2 separate regions of the Homo sapiens genome follow, and region 2 is linked to region 1. Evidence: chromatin loops called from intact Hi-C (ENCODE). Cell type or tissue: heart left ventricle. All regions are shown on one strand. Region 1 overlaps HSD17B12 (hydroxysteroid 17-beta dehydrogenase 12). Region 2 overlaps HSD17B12 (hydroxysteroid 17-beta dehydrogenase 12).

Region 1 (5,000 bases):
ACATCAAAAGATGAAGCAGAGCACACAAAAACCTTTACTGTGCTTCCTCTGTAGACTGGCCAGAACCACTCTATATGGTTTGGCTGTGTCCCCCCTGACCTAAGTCTCATCTTGAATTGTAGTTCCCATAATCTCCTTAATGTGGTAGGAGGGACCTGGTGGGAGGTAATTGAATCTTGGGGTGGTTACCTCCATGCTGTTCTCCTGATAGTGAGTTCTCATGAGATCTGATGGTTTTATAAGGGGCTCTCCTCTGCCCTTAGTCTGTACTTCTCCTTGCTGCCACCATGTGAAGAAGGATGTGTTTGCGTCCCTTTCTGCCATGATTGTAAATTTCCTGAGGCCTCCCCAGCCATGCTGAACTATGAGTCAATGAAATCTCTTTCCTTTATAAATTACCCAGTCTTGGGTATGTCTTTATCAGCAGCGTGAGAGTGGACTATACACACTCCATGGTTGGTCTCTTATCAGGAAGAAATGCTGCTGGTTAGTTGTTTTGTTGAAACTGCAAAAGGAAGGGGCAGCAGTTAGGCTATTGGTTGCAGTCAGCGGTGGATCTTTTTTTTTTTTTAGAGACAGGGCCTCTGTCATCCAGGATGAAGTGTTGTGGCCCAGTCATAACTCACTGCTGCCTCTTAACTCTTAGGCCCAAGGAATCCTCCTTCCTCAGCCTCTCGAGTAGCTGGGACTACAGGCAGGTGCCAGCATGCTTGGCTAACCTTTTTTATTTTTTGTAGAGACAGGGTCTTGCTGTTGCCCAGGCTGGTCTCGAACTCCTGGTCTCAAGTGATCCTTCTGCGTTGGCTTCTCAAAGTGCTTGGAATTATAGATGTGAGCCACTGTGCCCAGTTGAAGTTCACGTTATTAATTAACTAATTAATTAATTGACAGTCTCTGTTGCCCAGGCTGAAGTGCAATGACATGATCATGGTTCACTGCAACCTCAGCCTCCTGGCTCAGGCAATCGTCTTGCCTTGGCTTCTCAAAGTGCTGGAATTACAGATGTGAGCCACAATGCCTAGCCTCAGGTTGTTTAAAAAGTGGCTGATGGGAATGAGGAATAAAGAAAAATGTCATTCTCAGTGGTGAAGAGTGACTTGGGCACAATATGAAACTGATTCCCTGGCATGTTGTATTTGGGAAATACCAGGTGGACTGTTTGAAGTTAAAACGTTGGTTAAAGGTAATGAAAAATAAAGTTGGATTCAGCATTATCAGATTAATGAGGAATCCACTCTTTGGAGTATTTGTGTGTGCACAGTGCATTATTGCTGAATGCGTCTGTTATAGGTAGTTCCTAGTTTATAAAGCAATATTGTATTGTATCGTTGGGTTTATGTTGTGGCGATCAGATTATGATGTGATGAGTGACAAGTCATTTAACCTCTCTGAGATTGTCACTTCTTCTGTTAAATTAGATGCTTTAATCAGGTCTTATTATCTACCACCCTCCTAGGGTTGTTTGGGGAACTACTGATTGTACCTTATAGAGTGTTGGGATCTGTTAAAACAGACATTGTCTGTAAAGTATCTGCTACTGTGTTTGGCACATGTTAGGCACTTGATACATTTAGATTTAAATTTTAAAAGGCTGTTCCACCCATAGGAGCAGTCCGAACTTAGGATTCTCTGTATTCTGTAGTGTAAATTGAGTGATACATTGAATAGTTTTACTTCCCAAATTCAAGGAATGATACACCAAGAAAAATAGCAATTTCTGTCCCTTTCCTGATCTAGCCCTTGGTAAAAAGCTAATCTTTAGTAACTTTTAAAAAAAGGGGTTTAGGGGGAATTCATGTGGAGGTCAGAGTGGAAGAAGGTGTGAGAGGGCCCAGCAGAAGAAAACTTGGCTGCCAAAGTGTTTGAGTCCATTGGCAAGTTTGGCCTGGTCTTAGCCGTTGCAGGAGGTGTGGTAAACTCTGCCTTATATAATGTGGATGCTGGGCACAGAGCTGCGATCTTTGACCAATTCCATGGAGTACAGGACATTGTAGTAGGGGAAGGGACTCACTTTCTCATCCCATGGGTACAGAAACCAATTATCTTTGCTGTTCTCGACCACGTAATGCTCCAGTCATCACTGGTAGCAAAGATTTATAGATTGTCAATATCACACGGCGGATCCTCTTCCGGCCTATCGCTAGCCAACTTCCTCATATCTTCACCAGCATCGGAGAGGACTATGATGAGCGTGTGCTGCCGTCCATCACTACCAAATCAAGTCAGTGGTGGCACGCTTTGATGCTGGAGAACTAATCACCCAGAGAGAGCTGGTCTCCAGGCAGGTGAGCGACGACCTTACGGAGCGAGCAGCCACCTTTGGGTTCATCCTGGACTACGTGTCCTTGACACATCTGACTTTCAGGAAGGAGTTCACAGAAGCCGTGGAAGCCAAAAAGGTGGCTCAGCAGGAAGCAGAGAGGGCCAGATCTGTGGTGGAAAAGGCTGAGCAGAGGAAAAAGGCGGCCATCATCTCTGCTGAGGGTGACTCTAAGGCAGCCGAGCTGATCACCAACTCACTGGCCACCGCAGGGGACAGCCTGATCGAGCTGTGTAAGCTGGAAGTCGTGGAGGACATTGCATACCAGCTCTCGCTCTCGGAATATCACCTACCTGCCAGCAGGGCAGTCCGTGCCCCTCCAGCTGCCCCAGTGAGGGCCCACCCTGCCTGCATCTTCACGGGCCAACTGGCCACAGCCCCGATGATTCTTAACACCGCCTTCCTTCTGCCCCCACCCCAGAAATCACTGTGAAATTTCATGATTGGCTTAAAAAGTGAAGGAAATAAAGGTAAAATCACTTCAGAAACCCCATCCCCCCAAAAAATGGGGGGGCAGGGTTAAAAGAAATTCAAGTAAAATTCTCATTACATAAAATTAACCATTAACGAATTCACAGTGTACGATTCAGGGGGCTTTAGTACATTCACACTGCTGTGCAACTTTCACCTCTATCTAGTTTCAAGGTATTTCTACCACCCCAAAAGGAAACACCATACCCACTAAGCAGTCCCTCTCTATCCTCCCATCCACAGTCCCTGGCAACCACTAATCTGCTTTCTTCCTCTATGGACTTACCTATTTATTCTGGATGTTTCGTGTAAATAGAATACATTTTGTGTCTGGCTTCTTTCATTAAGCATGATGTTCATATATAAGGTTCATCCACATTGTAGCATGTATCAGTACTTAATCCCTTTTTGTGGCTGAATAATATTCCATTGTATGTATATACTACACTTTGTTTATTCAGCCATCATTTGTTGGACATTTGAGTTGTTTCTACCTTTTGGCTATTGGCAGTGGTGCTGTTAGGAACATTCATATACAAGTTTCTGTTTGAATACAGGTTTTCAGTTTTGGGGGCTATATACCTAGGAGTGGAATTGCCAGGTCATATGGTATTTCTGTTGATCTTTTTGAGGAACTCCCAACCTGTTTCCTTCAGTGGCTGCACCATTTTATAGTTCTACTAGCAATGTACAAGGGCTTTAATTTCCCCACATCCTCACCAACACTTAATTTACATTTTAAAAAATTACGGTCAACCTAGTGTGTCACTGTAGTTTTGATTTTCATTTCTCTAATAATGTTGAGCTTTTTTCTTATGCCTGTTGGCCATTTGTATATCCTCTTTGGATAAATGTCTATTCAAGTCCTTTGCCCAATTTTAAAATTGGATCATCATTTTGTTACTGAGTTGTACAAATTCTTTATATATTCTAGATAATAAACCTTTATTATATAGATGATTTGCAAATGTTTTCTCTCATTCTATGTGTGGGTTGTTGTATTAGTATGTTTTCACACTGCTGTAAAGAACTACCTGAGACTCTGTCATTTATAAAGAAAAGAGGTTTAATTGACTCACAGTTCTGCATGGCTGGGGAGGCCTCAGGAAACTTACAATCATGGTGGAAGATGAAGGGGAAGCAAGGCATGTCTTACCTGGTGGCAGGAGAGAGAGATCGAGGGGGAACTGCCACACGCTTTTAAACCATCAGACCTCCTGATAACCCACTCACTGTCACGAGAACAGCATGAGAATTCCTATTTTCATGAGGCCCCTTCCGTGTTACTCCCACATTTTGGGTATTCCCAAAGGAAGCCACAAAGTAGTTTGAATCAGATCACACTGAGGCATAAAGATTGATAGCCTTTTAATTCTTATACATGGGTTTGCATTTTTAAAGAGGATGTGGCATTAACCAAAATGAATCATTATTTGGAAGGGTTTTTAGTTAACCAAATAAAGTGAAAAAATCAGGCAGAAGGCATTTTTGGGTTATGGTGCCACCAGAAGGAATCGCAGGGCCTTGCCTGGAAGTCGGCCCAGGGGAGTAACTGCCTTTAAGCAAATCTGCTTTTCACAGTTTTTTTTTTGTTTTCGTTTTTCTGTTCTGGACCTATAGATGCTTTGAATTTTTGTTATTGTTGTTGTTTGGGTTTGCCAGTTTTTTAAGTGACAAGTAGAACAGTCTGCAGTGTCTGGTTGGGTCAAAAGAAGGGGAGTAAAGAGTCGAAGAGAGGGCTGCTCAGTGGGGAACCTGAAAGGACTGAGTGGGAAAAAGGGGACTCTGTATTGGGACAGGACATTTGTAAACTGGGCATTTTCTTTCTATAATAATCTACTGTTCTTGAAGAAAGATGTGTGCTTCCTCATACCATGGGATTGTGGAAAATGCCCACAATATCTGGGTGTATGCATAAACTAATATTTTTCTGTAAAATTATTTTTATAATATGATTAGGAGAACAAGTTAGAGTGGTCTTATATTGCATCACTTTCACTGTTTGTCTTTAATAAAAATGGAGGAAGTTGCTGCTGTTTTATTAACTTGCACCCTGCATGCTTCTCTTCTTTGTTCTTTGTTAAATATGAGCTGGCGTGTGTTAAGACTACGTTAGCATTTGCTCTCAGGGACTTCTGTGGTTTCTAAATTCAGCACTGCTAAGCCCCTACACTGTTTGCCTGAATCAGTTGAGACTGCTATTTTTAGC
Region 2 (5,000 bases), 60 kb after region 1:
AGATCAATTATTCCCTTCTGGTACACAATCACCTTTTCCAAAGTCATGTAAGGCAGGCTTTCTTTGTTGGGGGATGTCTCACCCCAAGGGATAGTAGGGATGTAAGGATACGGTAAGGCCTAGGAGTTGTGGGGGAAAGAAGACAGGAAAAGAAGGGAAGTGGAGAGAAATTGGTTAGGGTACTTTGTTTTTCTTTTCCCCTTAAAATTAGAGAAAGTACAAAAGACTTGTCTTGCATCTTTTAAATCTCTAAATACTGTAAAACATAATTTTAGTGAAAATGGAGAGGTTTTTTAAAAAACGTGCGAGACATTTTTATGGTTACAAACTGAATTTTATGAATTTATTTTTAAGATGCTAAAATTGGTACGCATTGAATATAGTGCTGTTTCTCTAAGAGTCTCCTCTCCCCAACTCATTATCTTTTCCAAGACTGGAATAAGGGAGATTGGTACATGACTAAAATATCCTCAACCTTCATATATGTGCCCCTGAGCCAAGCTTAGAGTACTTTATTCATGAGATGGGATGGTTTCTAAGGTTTCTTATAACTCTAAAATGTTTGAATTTATATGAGAATGATAGTCCAGACCCGTGTATGACAGATGGAGGAACTGAATTGTCTCTCAATGTAACCTTTTTTTTTTTTTTTTTTTTTTGAGAGCTGGAGTCTTGCTATGTTGTCCTGGCTGGTCTCAAACTGCAGGGCTCAAGTGATCCTCTTGCTTCAGCCTCCAGAGTAGGTGGTACTACAGGCGTGCACCACCACACCCCACTCTAGCTTATATTTTAATATGCCTAATGTTCTGTCTTATACATACATTTCTTACCAGCATGTAAGAAATGTAATTTCTATAGGGAGGAATTCAAGAAGTATTGAGAAGATGATTTTAATAAATCAGCTGTGTTGGCCTAGCTTTATTTACTCATTTAACAAACATTGAGCAGAATGACCTCTGCTTTATGCCAGACATGGTGCTAGCTGCAGGGAATACAAATATGACAAATAATGCTCCCTGTTTAAGAAACAGACTCTTTGCTTAATATATTAAGTGCCTCGTAGGGTTATATAGAAGGTTTCTAGGAGCACAGCAGAGAGTGGAAGTAGCTTTACCTTGGAGGAAATAGGAATAGTGAAAAATATGTCCACGGATGCAGTAACATGACTTGAATCTTAAAGAATGTTATAATAATGTTATAATATGGAAAAAGTGAGGAAGGGTGATATGACAGAAATTTCATAATGGATAGTACCTAAAACTTACAGGGGAAGGCAGGCTGTTTATTTGGAGCAGATGTGGGGACAAAGGAGAGTCAACATATATATTTTGGTTTTATTAATAGAAAAAACACAAATAACACACAAGTTTATGTAAATTAGACTTCTTTTGTAACATTCTCAGACTTAATATCCCCAGCCACCTAGGGGAAAAACTTGAGGAAAGTCCTTCTAAAATCTATAAAATTATTTTTATAGAAAGAGAAATTTAAAAGGAAATGCCAATTTGTTGAGCAAAATGAAAATGATGATGGCCAGAGCTGGAAGTATGGTAAACATAAAGCCATTCTGAATATATTTATCACCTTTCTTGGCTTGTACCTAAAAATGTGTGAGTTTTAATATTGAGAGGTGTTTCAGCAGCATCTTGAGACTATTTGAGGGTTCAGTTCCTTTTCTGTCAATTCCAGACTTGACCTTGAATGAATTCTGAATACTCTGTGTCGTAAACAGCAGTGTGACTGTAGGAGTGGTGCATGTGCTCTTGCAGGTGATGGAATGGCTTGAGGCCAGTGAGGATATTCATTATTCTATAGCACTATCGTTATAAATAATATTTGCTTTCTGCTTTTCCACAATTGTAGTTATCTGGTTTTCAATGGAGCAGTAGATAGAAAGGGAGTGAATAGTATCAGTGTAGCTTAGCTTCATTCTCCACTTTTTATGCCAGAGTTGCATTTCTGCCTCCATTTCTAGTTAGTTGACTGCCTCGAGCAGTTCATACCAGTTTTTTTCTTCTTGGTGTTTGGTCTTAGCCACTAGGCTGAGAGGCAGTTGGCCAAGACCATCTGATAATTATTTTCATCTGAAAATAAAGTTGGGATGGGTCATGACTATATGTAACCACAACTGTAAGTAGTGGGATGCTAGCTCATACAATTTCAGATACCGACTGATTTGTCAATAGGCATCAATAGTATTGAGTATCTGTATATATCATGGAATTCTTTAAGTCTTTAAGAATTTACAACCACAAGATTTTACTGTGAGATATTTAAACAAAACATTTGAATAAATGGAGAGCCCGGAGGGAATGCCACATTGTCATTCTTTAATTGAAATGTTTAATGTAATCCCAATCAAAACTGAGACTAAACAGGTGAGGATAAGCAATAAGTTTTTAAAAAAGAAGAACAAAGTAGACTTGCACTACTAGAAATGTTGAAACCCATTTTAGATGTAGCATAACTAAAACTAGGGCATTGTGAAAGAACAGAAAAATAAGATAATAAACAGACTATACTTCTGGAATCAGAATCTTGTAGGTACAAGCTGTCCAATCACTTTAAACATTCACCGGGATCAGCCATTGGATGAGGATGCTACGGAAAGAGCGTGATCTTGGACAAGGCAACTCTGCAGCTGAGGCTGACACCCAAAAGCTGTCTGCTGGTGATACTCCCACAATTAGGGCAACATGAGTTTCACTGAAGGGGTAATTGTGTGGCTCATATCATATTCATTGCAACCTCCAAATCCAATTGTTTGTGCATCTTTATCCTACACACTTGTGGGATATTGATTTTAACTTATTTCAACTCCTACTCTGGAAAAAAGAGAGAGGCTGTGTCATTTCTTAGACCTTTGTAATGAGGCAAGGATCAGAGTCCCAGAAGAAGTACTACTCCAAAAACTTTGGTAAAGTGCTTATTCTTCCCTAGCAGTAGGCTGTTGCTGAGTTGTAGACTGGTGGTTTTATGAAAAAAAACAGGTTGGGGAGGTGTGAAGATGGAAATGAGGGCTGTGTTATGTATATCTGGTATCTACTTCTGTTCCAGGTGCTTAATTCACCCTCATACTGATGTTTAAAGTTAGAGGATTCTTGTCCATTTGTCTTGTCTTCTGTTGGCAGGGTCACATGCAGGGTAATAGGCTATGGGAAGGGGGAAGATGCCTAGATTTACTTCTAGGCTGGTCTCCAAGCCCCAAGTTCAAGCCTCCTGAGTAGCTGAGACTACAGGCACACACCATCGTTCTCAACTTTTCTTTTTTAACATAGGCTAGCTAGCTCCCACCTTAGCCTTCTAGACCCCTCCATTATAATTCTTATTCAATTGCCTTGGCCCAGAAAGAGACAGTTCCTGTCCTATTCTTATATATGCACATCTATTTTTGATTCACAGAACTCGATGGTGGAGGTGGAGGCAGTTGATGGAATTCTGAAAGTCCACCCAACCATGTCCCTGGTCAATAGCATGCATGTACCATATTCCTTGGAAAGGAAACGTGGTGGGAGTCTGCTGGATTCTTCTGGGGAAATTTTCTCTCTATAAAAGGGACATATCACAGAGACATACAATCTCTGCCTCCGAACATTGTTGTCTGCATGCGATGCATGGAATGGCAATGGCCCTCCAGGAAAGGAGCCAGCCTAAGGGAAAAGAGAGGAGGGTGGGAAAATCCCAGATCATTTGTGCCATTGTTGAGCAACTGAACAAAACAGAACCAAGTCCTTGTCTTCTTGAAGCTTAATTTGAGTCAAGACATATAGACAAGCATGTACATTATTAAAATACACTACCTAGTGTATTAGAAGGTGGTAAGTACAATGGGATAAAATAAAGCAGGGAAGGGCATGAGGAGTGCTGGGGGGGATGGTTGCATTTATTAAAGGGTGGGCAAGGCAGGCTTCTCTGAGAAGGTAACATTTGCTCAAGGACCCACCAGAGACAAGGGATGTGGAAGAGCATTCCAAACATAGGGAATGGTAAGTTTAAGTCCCGAGTGTACGTGGACAACATTCTGTATCTAAACAACTGCTAGGATCCCCTATGGCTAGAACTGAGGAGCAACGGGGAGAGTAGTTGGAGGTGAGTTCAGCCAATAAACTCACACCGTTTATTAGGCTGTTGCCACAGCCTTTTGGCTCTTACTCTGAGTGAGAGGGAAATCTCTGGAGGTTTGTGAAGAGGTGGGTATCATGGTCTGACCTACGTTAAATAGGAAAAGCCGGGAACGATGGTGTGTGCCTATAGTCCCAGCTACTAAGGAGGCTTAAGCCCAGGCTTGAGACCCCATCTCTTAAAAGAAAAAAAAAAATGGAAAGGCTCACAATAGAGGCAGTGAAGAAAAGTTGTTTTTTAAAAAAGGCAGTGGTCACTGTATTAGTACATGATTCTGGGAAATCTAGGTATGAGTTCAGAAATTTTAATTAACCTGAAAAACTTGTACCAGAAGCCATTTGCTTATGCTAATGTGAATACAAAGAGCTTGCTTTGGTTCATTACTAAATAACATTCTTCGTGAAAGTGTCATTGAATCTTTTTAGCAACATATCTATACAAAACTCTACAATGTAAGTATGTACATTCAGCAAATCCTGTGAGATGCAGAAGAGTGAATTTGGTTCAGGAGTTGTGAGTTGGCTTTTATTGGTAGAAAATTTCCTGAATGTCAATACCTAATACTAGTATGGAAAAATAATTTGCTTTTCAAAATAAATAGATAAATTTACCTTATGTTATTCTTGAATGAAGTTTTTCATTTAATCAAAGGTATTTTTAAGCTTTTGTTTTGGGGCTTTTTTTTTCCCTTGTGGATCTGTGGCTATAATAAAGTCAGCATTCTTTATTTACTGGTGATAAATTCTGTGAAATGTTAAAGTAGACATGTTGGACCAGCTATTGTGAAATTACAGCTCTGTCTCTAACTTCCCATTACATGAGCACACCTATAACTCATTTATATTAGCACAGTAAGTATACCTTTAACACCAAATAAG

What was found. Hi-C counts contacts between places; a loop is a spot of excess contacts. Peaks named below come from ENCODE experiments on the same cell type or tissue, not always from the same donor. Only the 100,000 strongest peaks of a DNase experiment are listed, where the experiment ranks them.
Region 2: it touches region 1 in a loop (3-fold over the local background); 3 of 110 quality-filtered maps call a loop at or near these places.

The regions. Positions count from the first base shown.
Region 1 is chr11:43,731,913-43,736,912 of GRCh38, forward strand. All of the region lies in intron 1 of HSD17B12 (hydroxysteroid 17-beta dehydrogenase 12), which reads left to right. It also overlaps the pseudogene PHB1P2. Among named protein-coding and RNA genes, the nearest start is that of HSD17B12, 54 kb to the left of the region's middle. In heart left ventricle, no CTCF peak of the experiment used is centred here; no DNase peak of the experiment used is centred here; H3K4me3 peaks cover 322 bases; H3K27ac peaks cover 1,041 bases.
Region 2 is chr11:43,792,046-43,797,045 of GRCh38, forward strand. The region is part of intron 3 of HSD17B12 (hydroxysteroid 17-beta dehydrogenase 12); the gene reads left to right. Among named protein-coding and RNA genes, the nearest start is that of ALKBH3, 86 kb to the right of the region's middle. In heart left ventricle, no CTCF peak of the experiment used is centred here; no DNase peak of the experiment used is centred here.